Linked DNA regions of Homo sapiens: region 2 is linked to region 1. Evidence: read pairs that join two places in POLR2A ChIA-PET (ENCODE). Cell type or tissue: MCF 10A. All regions are shown on one strand.

What was found. ChIA-PET counts read pairs that join two places held together with the same protein. Peaks named below come from ENCODE experiments on the same cell type or tissue, not always from the same donor. Only the 100,000 strongest peaks of a DNase experiment are listed, where the experiment ranks them.
Region 2: POLR2A ChIA-PET joins it to region 1 with 6 read pairs; 1 of 35 experiments calls an interaction of 5 or more read pairs at or near these places.

The regions. Positions count from the first base shown.
Region 1 is chr3:190,343,192-190,348,191 of GRCh38, reverse strand. It overlaps a transcript of CLDN16 not described here. Among named protein-coding and RNA genes, the nearest start is that of CLDN1, 23 kb to the right of the region's middle. In MCF 10A, no CTCF peak of the experiment used is centred here; a DNase peak (open chromatin) is centred at 2,851.
Region 2 is chr3:190,035,968-190,040,967 of GRCh38, reverse strand. The region is part of intron 1 of P3H2 (prolyl 3-hydroxylase 2); the gene reads left to right. Among named protein-coding and RNA genes, the nearest start is that of P3H2, 82 kb to the left of the region's middle. In MCF 10A, no CTCF peak of the experiment used is centred here; a DNase peak (open chromatin) is centred at 2,707.

The DNA of each region.
Region 1 (5,000 bases):
GCTCCGCCTCCCAGATTCAAGCAATTCTCCTGCCTCAGCCGCCCGAGTAGCTGGGATTACAGGCAAGTGCCACCGTGCCAGCTAATTTTTTTTTTTTTTTTTTTGTATTTTCAGTAGAGACGGGGTTTCACCTTGTTAACCAGGATGGTCACAATCTCCTGACCTCGTGATCCACCTGCCTTGGCCTCTCAAAATGCTGGGATTACAGATGTGAGCCACCGCGCCCAGCCCATGGTCTCATCTTCTACCGATTCCTCGCCCTGTACCACCACTAGGTTCCCTATGCTCCAGCCACAGACCTTTTTTTCTGTTCCTTACAAACTACAAGATCATCACTGCTTCTGGGCTTTTGTGCACTTAGATCCCTGAAATCACCTCATATCATGCAGGTCTCAGCTCACTTGTCGCCACTTCAGAGAAACCTACTTTCATCCTCCAAACTGAAGAAGGTAATCTGTACCAATCATTGACTTTCATATCACCTCTTTTTATTGTCTACACAGCAGACATGCCTAGTTGAAATTGTCTTATTTATCTTTGTTGTTTATTATCTGTCTCCCCCATCAAGAATGACATTTCCATGAGGGCAGGAACTTGCCTATCTTATTCACAACTGTGTCCTTGATACCTAAGATAATAATTGACATGTGGCAGACACTCATAAGTATTTAGTAATGATGAATGAATGCTACAATTTTCTGATGGTCTAACACAGACCTTTCTTTTGAGTGCCAGATCGTTATATCCATTTATAACTATATGTTCCTTGGGCACTTCAAACTCAGCACTGGCATCTCTGAATTTTTCTCCTTTCTCTCTAAAACTATCCTTTTGTCCAGTGTTTTCTAGCACTATAAATAGGAGGTCTACCCAGAAAAACTGGTAGTTTTTCTTGACTCCTCCCTACTTTCTCATCACATCAAAATTATTAACAAATGTTATTGAGTCTACTCTAAAAATATTTATCAGAATCATCTATACGTTGCCATCCCCATTGCCACCATCATCATGGCTCTGCAATCGTTTCCTAGCTGGTCTCTCTGTCAATCGTCTCTGCCACATATTAGCTTTGTGACCTTGGACATATTTTTAAACTTCATAGTGCCTCAGTTTCCTCACTCACCTCTCCAGTTAGGCAAACATCTTACAGTTACAGCATGAGGATAAAGAGTATCCTCCAAAATAATAATAGTGTTCTCCAAAGTGTCCCCCCGCCCAAACCTCGGCGTGTGAACTTATTTGGAAATAGGAGCTTTTCGGAAGTAATAAGGTAATACTGGATTAGGGTGAGCCATACAATAACTGATGTCCTTATAAGGAGAGAACAATTTGGACACAGAAACATGGGCAGAGGGAAGGCAATGGGAGACACAGGGGAGAATGTCATGTGGAAAGGCAGAGGCTGGGGTGATGGATCTGCAAGCCAAGCAACACCAGGGATTGTGAGTAACCACTACAAGCTAGGAGAAGGCAGGGAAGGATACTTCCCAAGATCCCCTTCAGACAAAGCCTATGACCTTACTGGTATCCTGATCTCAGACGTCTGGGCTCCAGAAAAATGAGAGAATGAATTTCTTTTAAGCCACCTAGTTTGTGGTAATTTGTTGCCACATCCCTAAGAAACTAGTATAGTTGTTGTAAAGAATACTAGGACAACTTACATAAAGAATGTACAGTTTTGGCTATAGTAAGCATAAAATAAAATTTAGTTATTATTTTAATTTCAGCATCATTATGAATCTAGATCAAAACTGTTAAAACGCAAATATGACTGGGTCACTATCCTGCTTAAAATTGCCGGAGGATTTTTATTGTTCATAGAATAGAGACCAAAACTTTAAAACAGTTCAAAATTCCCTGTAGCAAAATCTGGTCACACACCCACATCTCTACATGGTACTTCTTTTTCCTTCAGTTTTTTTTTCCTTCCCTAAGCAAACAGAACTTCTTTTGAATTTTTATTCTCTCTCACCTCCAGGCATTCTAACATGTGGTTCCCTCTGCTAAAACACTTTCTTTTCTGTTTCTTTCCTTCGGTCTCGGTGTAAATTCCTTCTTTAAGGGAGTTCCTTCCTGGTTAAGGAAGATCCCTCTGTCTTACGTGCCATAGGACGCTTCAGTTCTATCCTTGGCTACTTCCATCACACTTCTGAATGTTCATGTGTATTGTCACTTACACTGTAAGACCTAAAAGGACTGGTTACAAGAGTCTTGTTATTTGGGTTTAGTCCAGTCCCTGGCATATGCTCAGCACTACCTCAATAAATATTATATATATTACATAAATAAATGAATAAGATTATTTCAATACAATGTAATCAATACAGTAATAAACATACAGTTGTTAGTTTAAAGGAGGGGACAGATGGATAGACTGGCAGATTACCTGGGACAAACTGAAAGTCAGAATTTTATGAGAAGGAAGGAAAGCTGCCAAAGTGTGTTTATTTTAGCCTCTTCCTGTATTTCACGAATGAATAACTGGAAGCCCAGTGAGGTAAAGCATTTAAACAAAGCTGAACACCTATCAGTGGCAAAACTAGAACCAGAATTCCTTTTCCTCATCAAAGAGTCTTTCTAGAGAGCATTATGCTGCTTATGATAAAGAGAGACGGAGCTAGGCCTGTAAAAAATAAATATGAGATTAACACAACTGAAAGAAGAGGCTCTGGAAAAACACGAGGCTTGTTTACAGAGGAAAAATAATAGTGATGAGATGAGAGCATTTTCAAATAATTCCAGGATTGCCAAATAGGGTGATTCAAACCTGATAGGAAGTAACTCAAATTCCATAAGTGCAGTGAGAGAATGTGTAACTAAGGGAGGAGAAGTCAAATTCCTGAGGTGCAGTGGGTGTGTGATATGAAGAGGAGAAGAGAAAGTCCCTAAACTGAGAAATATCACAAAATGAACAAAGAGGTTGTGAAAGACCTTTTATCTGGTAGTATCCATCCGAGCCAAAATCCTGCCTGCCTGCCCCTAGAAGCTCTTGCCAGCTATCTCCCTGGTTACTATCAAAGCTGGTAAGACAACAAGAACCAGGAACTTAAACTGTAGCTTAATACAGAGTTCACTAGCAGCACTGTGTGTGTGTTAGGTGGAGAGGGGTGTCTTTAGTCAAATTACTTTACCCTTTAAATCTACAAATTTCAGTGTTAACATTGGTATTAGCTTAACTCTTCCTCTGTCTCTGAATTTTGTCTATTTTCCCCATACTCTTCTAAGTAAAAGTCTGATCTTATTCATTTATTTACACTTCTGGGTAAATAGAATTATTTCCTCTGAATCGATCTGTGTGAAAATACAGCTACCTGACCCTTCTCTGCCAATATTCAATGTGTCCCTAAATCCCAACCAAATTCCTAGCATGAGCAAGAAGACCCCCTTTTACAGCTTGGCCTAATTTTTGCAACTCTTTCTCCAGACATTTATCCTCCTTTATTCTATAACCTAATCACATGATTATCTGGAATCCTTAGTTTTTTTTTTTATTTCCACAGCTTTCCTTATGCTACTTTTTTATGGAAGACAAGGAAAATTTAGTGATTTAATTCTTAATGTTTTGCCAAAATAAAAGTGTCGACTAAAAGTATACATACATATATAATTTTAACATTTAATATATTTTCACATTTATACAAATGCATTTACAGAATACATAGTATGTAATACAGTATGTACTATGTATAATTATGAATTATATATAATATACATTATTCACTACTCTATAATACTTATATGAAAATTAAGAACAGTTTATATACACATTAAATCTATCAAATATTAATGACTGTTTAAATAATATTTAATAGCAATTTATCTGTAGTACTTTTAATACCAGTAGTGAATATGATTAAGATAATTAAAGCTTCTTGGAGGTGCATGCATAAAAATCCACATATGGCTTTTCTGGGAATTTTAAGAAGTTATTCAGAGATGTTTAGGTAATATAAGCAATTTCTCTGAAGGTGTTATTTAGTTACAGAAATTTGGAAGCTCTGTGTTTTATAATGATGGCTATTCTTCATACGTGCTTTCAAAGCGTTTTTCAAAATTATTTTTTATATTTTTTATATTTCATTTCATTAAAAAATGTATTGTGCACATTTAAGTTATACAACATGATGTTATGATACATGTATATAGTAAAATGATTGCTGCAGTGAAACAAAATAGCAAATCCATCATCTTACATATTTATTCATTATTCGCCCTATCACATGTGAAGATACAATCTACCCATGTAGCAAAAATCTTGACTACAGTACATTATTATTTACTGTAGTCTCTATTTGTACATTAGATCTTTCAACTTGTTCATCCTACGTTGCTACTTTGTATCCTCTGGCCTGTATCTTCCCATTTTCTCCCCCAGACCTGAACTCTGATAACCACTGTTTTATTTTCTATCTCTTTTTATTGATTTGACTCCCCTGCCATTTTTTTAAGATTCCATATATAAGTGAAGTCATGTGATATTTTTCTTTCTGTGTCTGACTTACTTCACGTAGCATAATGCCCTTCAGATTCATATATGTCGTGGCAAATGGCAGAATCTCTTTGTACTTAAGGCTGAATAATATTTCTTTGTATATATACACTATAGATTTTTTATCCATTCATCCACTGATGTACACCTAGGTTGTTTCTGTATCTTAGGTATTGTATGAACAATGCTGCAATGAATATGAGAGTGCAGATATCTTTACGAGGTGGTGATTTTATCTCCTTTGAGTATATACCCAAAAGAGATATTGCTGGATCATATAGTAGCTATATTTTTAATTTCTTTAGGAACTTCTATACTTTTTTTATGGCTGTACCAATCTACATTCCCAAAAGTGTACAAGGCTTCCCTTTCTTCCACACCCTGATCAACATTTTTTATCTCTTGTCTTTTTGATACCAGCTATCCTAACAGGCGTGAGGTGGTATCTTATAGTTGCTTATGATCTATTTTCCTGATTATTAGTAATGTTGAGCTCTTTTTCATACACTTG
Region 2 (5,000 bases), 310 kb after region 1:
AAGTGATCTGCCTGCCTCAGCTTCCCAAAGTGCTGTGTTTACAGGTGTGCACCACCATACCAGACCTTTAGTGCCTTCTTGAAGGTCACACACGCCAACATATGGAAATTAACTGGTACTATGTGTACTAGCTTTGTAGTAGCTGATACATCATAATCATAAATTAAATATTTGTTGAATGGATTGCATGCTAATCAGCTCATTTTTTGCATAGAGTTCATAACAGAAATGTATCCAATGTATCTGCTATTCCAATAACTTTCCACAGGCAATGATGCAGTTTGTCTTAAGTCAGGGATACTTTGTGTGAAACCAAGAAATCAGAAGATGTAAATGACTTAAGGCAATATTATCACCATTCCTGGAAAAACACTACTGTCTATGTTTGTGATAGCAAACATAAAAGCATTACCTTCCTTAGGTGATGAATATGAACATTTTTAGTCGTATATCTGGTGCCCTTAGATGACCAGTCAGATCAGATTCCATGTCTTTATGAAAAGATGGTGTTCTCGTGTCTTGACTCTGATGGAACAAGCTGCTTTTCCAAAGTTATTCTGCAGGTGGTGGATTCAGTAACCATTAGTTGGCATTCTCCCTTACAAGCCTCAGGTAATCCTGTGTGCACACCAGGTTTATGGACCGAATGAGTACCACAATGGTTTATAGACCCAATAAAAACTGTTTAAATATCTGGTGGTGCTTTACAAATATCTTCATCCCAGGTTTTTCAAATCTCCCCTGGAATCTATGCAGCCAAATGTGCAGTTGTTCTGTAACTGATGGTCGCCTGGATATCATTTGATAAAAGTGTAAGACGGGTTTTTTGTGTGTGTGTGATGCCAATTACTGAGGACTTGAAGATACGCATCTTGAATTATTACATATAAAAAGATTAAAAGGCTAAATATCTATTTAAGAAATATCTAATGCAACTATAGTCACTGCTCTCACTTCTCCATATTCCTGTGAGTTTTTGTTCTGTTCCTTATTCTTAGAGTGTAAAGTGAATCATTTTAGGAATGAATATCATAGAAAGTAAATACAGGGAACAGAAAGCTTAATGCATTCATTATTCATTCCTTTCCATCAATACTCTGAACACCTACAGAGTGTTCTAGGCTCACTGGGGAAACAAGAATCAATAAATCTCATTTTCTCCCCTTACTGACCTCATGATCAGTAGAAAATCAACCCGAATAATCTCATACTGATTCCTCCTTCCTGTGAGTCCTCATGCGTTCTGGAAACCTTTGGAGGGATTTATCATAGTCCATATTACTTAAGAGTTTGTGGGCATTTCTTTTATGCTCCTTGGTAGATGTTGAATGCCTGGAAGGCAAAGACTTTGTTTTCCCTATCTTTATATCCCTGGTTCCCTGTGTAGTGGTTACTCCATGCTATGGGCTTAACACATGTTTTTAAATAAAAGGTTCAACGGTTTTGCAATTAACAATATATAAGACTCTTAGCTAGTAATTTTGTATCTTTGGGGCCTGTTTTCTCATCTGTGAAGATAACACATGCTATATTTCATGAAGTTATCATATCAGAATTAGATGCATTAAATTTTGCAAACTGAGAAGCAAAGCATTATACCAAGGTACAGACTTATTAAAATTGAATATGTGCTTTCATTTAAACATGAGTTGCCATTTAACTATGGCTGGTAGTTGCGTTTGGGGGATTCTGTTACTATTAGTGGAGGACTCAACAATCATATGCTCCATAAAATTGTCCTTCCTTACAGTGCTCAATTCTTTTTTATTTTTTTTTTTGAGATGGAGTTTCGCTTTTGTTGTCCAGGCTAGAGTGCAATGGTGTGATCTCGGCTCACCGCAACCTCTGCCTCCTGGGTTCAAGCAATTCTCCTGCCTCAACCTCCCAAGTAGCTGGGATTACAGGCATATGCCACCTCGCCCGGCTAATTTTGTATTTTTAGTAGAGACAGGGTTTCTCCATGTTGGTCAGGCTGGTCTTGAACTCGCGACCTCAGGTGATCCGCCCGCCTTGGCTTCCCAAAGTGCTGGGATTACAAGCGTGAACCACCGCACCTGGCCACAGTCCTCAATTCTTAAACATAGAGTTAAAGAGTAGGATTTCATGAAGCATACTAACTGCAGTTTATTCTTTAAAACTTTTAACCTCTGCCTTGTCCATAAATGTGAATTATTGTGGCATATGGTTTCATTCAGTGTATGATAAATATTGTATGTCCTTTAGGAAGGAAACTATAAGGTATATTTCTGGCTTGTCTTGGGGATGAAATAAATGGCCTCTGCAGTCATTTCCACCTCTGGCTTCAGTGATTAATGCATCCTAGGGGACCAACTTTCTTTTAGCTATAATGCCAGCTTCTATCCTTATTTCATCCCTGGAGCTTTAGGCAGAAAGGGAACTAAAAAGTCATCAGCTTTTATTTTATGTGACTTTTTTCTACTCCTGTTTGGGTTTCACTTTTTTTTTTTTTTTTTTTTTTTTCATTCTGCAGTTAGTTCTTCTTGTTGAATATCTAGGTTTTTATCTAGGAGGACACCTGGGGTGATTGAGATAATGCAGGGGTGTATCTGGTGTTTGGAGGAAGACTGTATGCTCAGGAGGCTGAGAGGCCACAGCACTTCTAGTGCCAAAAGTTCTGTTTATCTCATCATGTTACTCACTCATAGTCTCCAGGAAGCTTGCAGCCAATCAGGTTTCCTTGTTTGTGACAGTTTTTTTTTTTTTTTTTTTTTTAAACCTAGTCTTGCTCTGTGCCCCAGGCTGGAGTGCAGTGGCGCAATCTCGGCTCGCGACAGGTCTTGACTTGCAGTGTGTTAGGCACAGTAGATAAGCATTTTGTGAAACAGTATGAATGGAAATCAAAAGCAATTTGATCTAATTTTCTCTTAGATTTAGTTATATCTCAATACCAACTTCTAATTCAGTTTTATTTTTGCTGATTTTCTAAAAAGATAGTTTTCATCACCAGTGTGAATTAGCTTGTCATTAGATCTTGGAGATCTTTGAGATCAGTGGAGAAGTTTCAACTTAGGCAGGAGAGTGGCTTTGTACAAAAATAAATGTTGGTGATGGCTTATCGATATTGTTATTTGAGCCCATGTGTGATGCTTTCATTGCAATAGAAATATTCTGTTGTCTCATTTTAAAGAAACTATTATTTTGCTTAACAAATATTGAGTGTCTGCAATATGTGACATAAAGGAGGCGCAAGAAATGTTTTAGACACAATAGCCATAGTTAAATTGCTTATAAATTGACTTTATTAAAATGTCTTACCATATAATCATTAACATTCATATCTCAAATAAGTGTCAGTAATTTAAAATGACCTTTAAAGTCATGCTGATCAGTAATTGTAAAAAGAAAACAGAGAGTCATGCTAATAAGGTGAATAGATGTGACAGATTGACGTGTTGACATCAAGGGACAAGAATTGATTCAGGTAACTAAGTCAAACTATTTGCTAAAATCTGAGCCACGGTATCTTATTTTCTTCTGCAGACTCTATCCAGAGCAATGATTCTTCCCTAGGGTCCATATTTTTCCTGAAGCTTAGGGATCTATGAAGCACATAAAATTGTGTAGATGTGATCATCTTTCTGGGGAGAAATCTAGAGCTTATACTAGATTCTAAAAGTAATGATCCAGTAATGTTAAGAATCATTAATATAGATTTTTACTTATAATTTGCTTCTCCTTTTAGGGAAGGCAGTGTCAGAATTCTAGAATTAAGTTGAAAAGGTATAAATTATACACCTTAATGCTCTCCTTTCCAGCTATATGATCTCAAGTTATCCAACCACAATGTTTTTTTAATATATGAAATGGGCAGATAATCCCTTCACTCCTAAGTGTCAAATGAGATGAGCTATATGATTGGCCAGAATAAACTATAAAATATTTGCAGACATAAACATTATTACTATTGTTTGGGCTTCTGCATGTGCCAATCCATGATACTATTTTGTTGTTGTTGTTAATTGAAAATTTTATTCTATTACCAAGTAAATATATATATATATTTTTATCTTTCCAACGTTGCCAACATAGTTTCTCAAAGAATGATGATTCAGTTTTTCCATGCCTTTGGAGGCCTTTGTTGTTAAATGAATCAGTGTAAGTATCTCATGTACCATGGCTGCTGCCTGGTTTACATCACAGTGGAGGAGAAGGGATCATCGCTCAAGGGCAGAGCAGAGGGTGTCCCTGGTCTTTGTCAGATTCTACAGAGGGAACTTGGGGGAACTAATTCTGTTTCCTTATAATTGAAGTCAAAGGTAGACTCAGTGAGTGAGACTGAGGGAGAAAAAGAAAAGTGGAAATGAATGTGATTTGACATTAGATTATGAGTTTTAATTTCTGTCTTGCCATCATGCAATCTTAAGCAAGTCATAATTCCTTTAAGACTCAATGTTAATTTTTTTTAAAATGGAGATTTTAAATAATAATCTCACAAGATTACGTTAAGAATGAAATTATCATGTCGACTATAAAGTGATATACCAGTTTAGATGTTATTAATTATTAAGGCATAGTCATTTGCACAAAATTCTAAGGTGCAAAATAATTTGATCACTCCCTTGGACTTCCTTTTGATGGGCTTTCAATACTGTTGTATTTATTCAAACATGTATGAAGTCTATATGTATGATTTACCATTCCTTTGGAGACACAAGAAATATGTGGAATGCATCATTAGGTAAGAGCAAAATTCTCAAATCAGAAATTTGAGACTAACTGAAAAATGAGAAAGTTTGGGAGAAAAGGCAGAGTGATGTGGTTATACAAAAAAGGGAGACAAACTGTGACTTCATTTTAGAGAACAACAGAAGTGGGAAGGAGATGGTGGTGGCAACTGAGACTTTCAGAAGAAAAAATTTCATTCTGAATATGGCAAAATGGGAAACCAAATGGTGCAGAAGTAGAGACAATTCTTGCAATTGAATAAAATAACTGGTCAGAAATATTCATCCAACTAACAAATGGTTTCCAGGGACCCT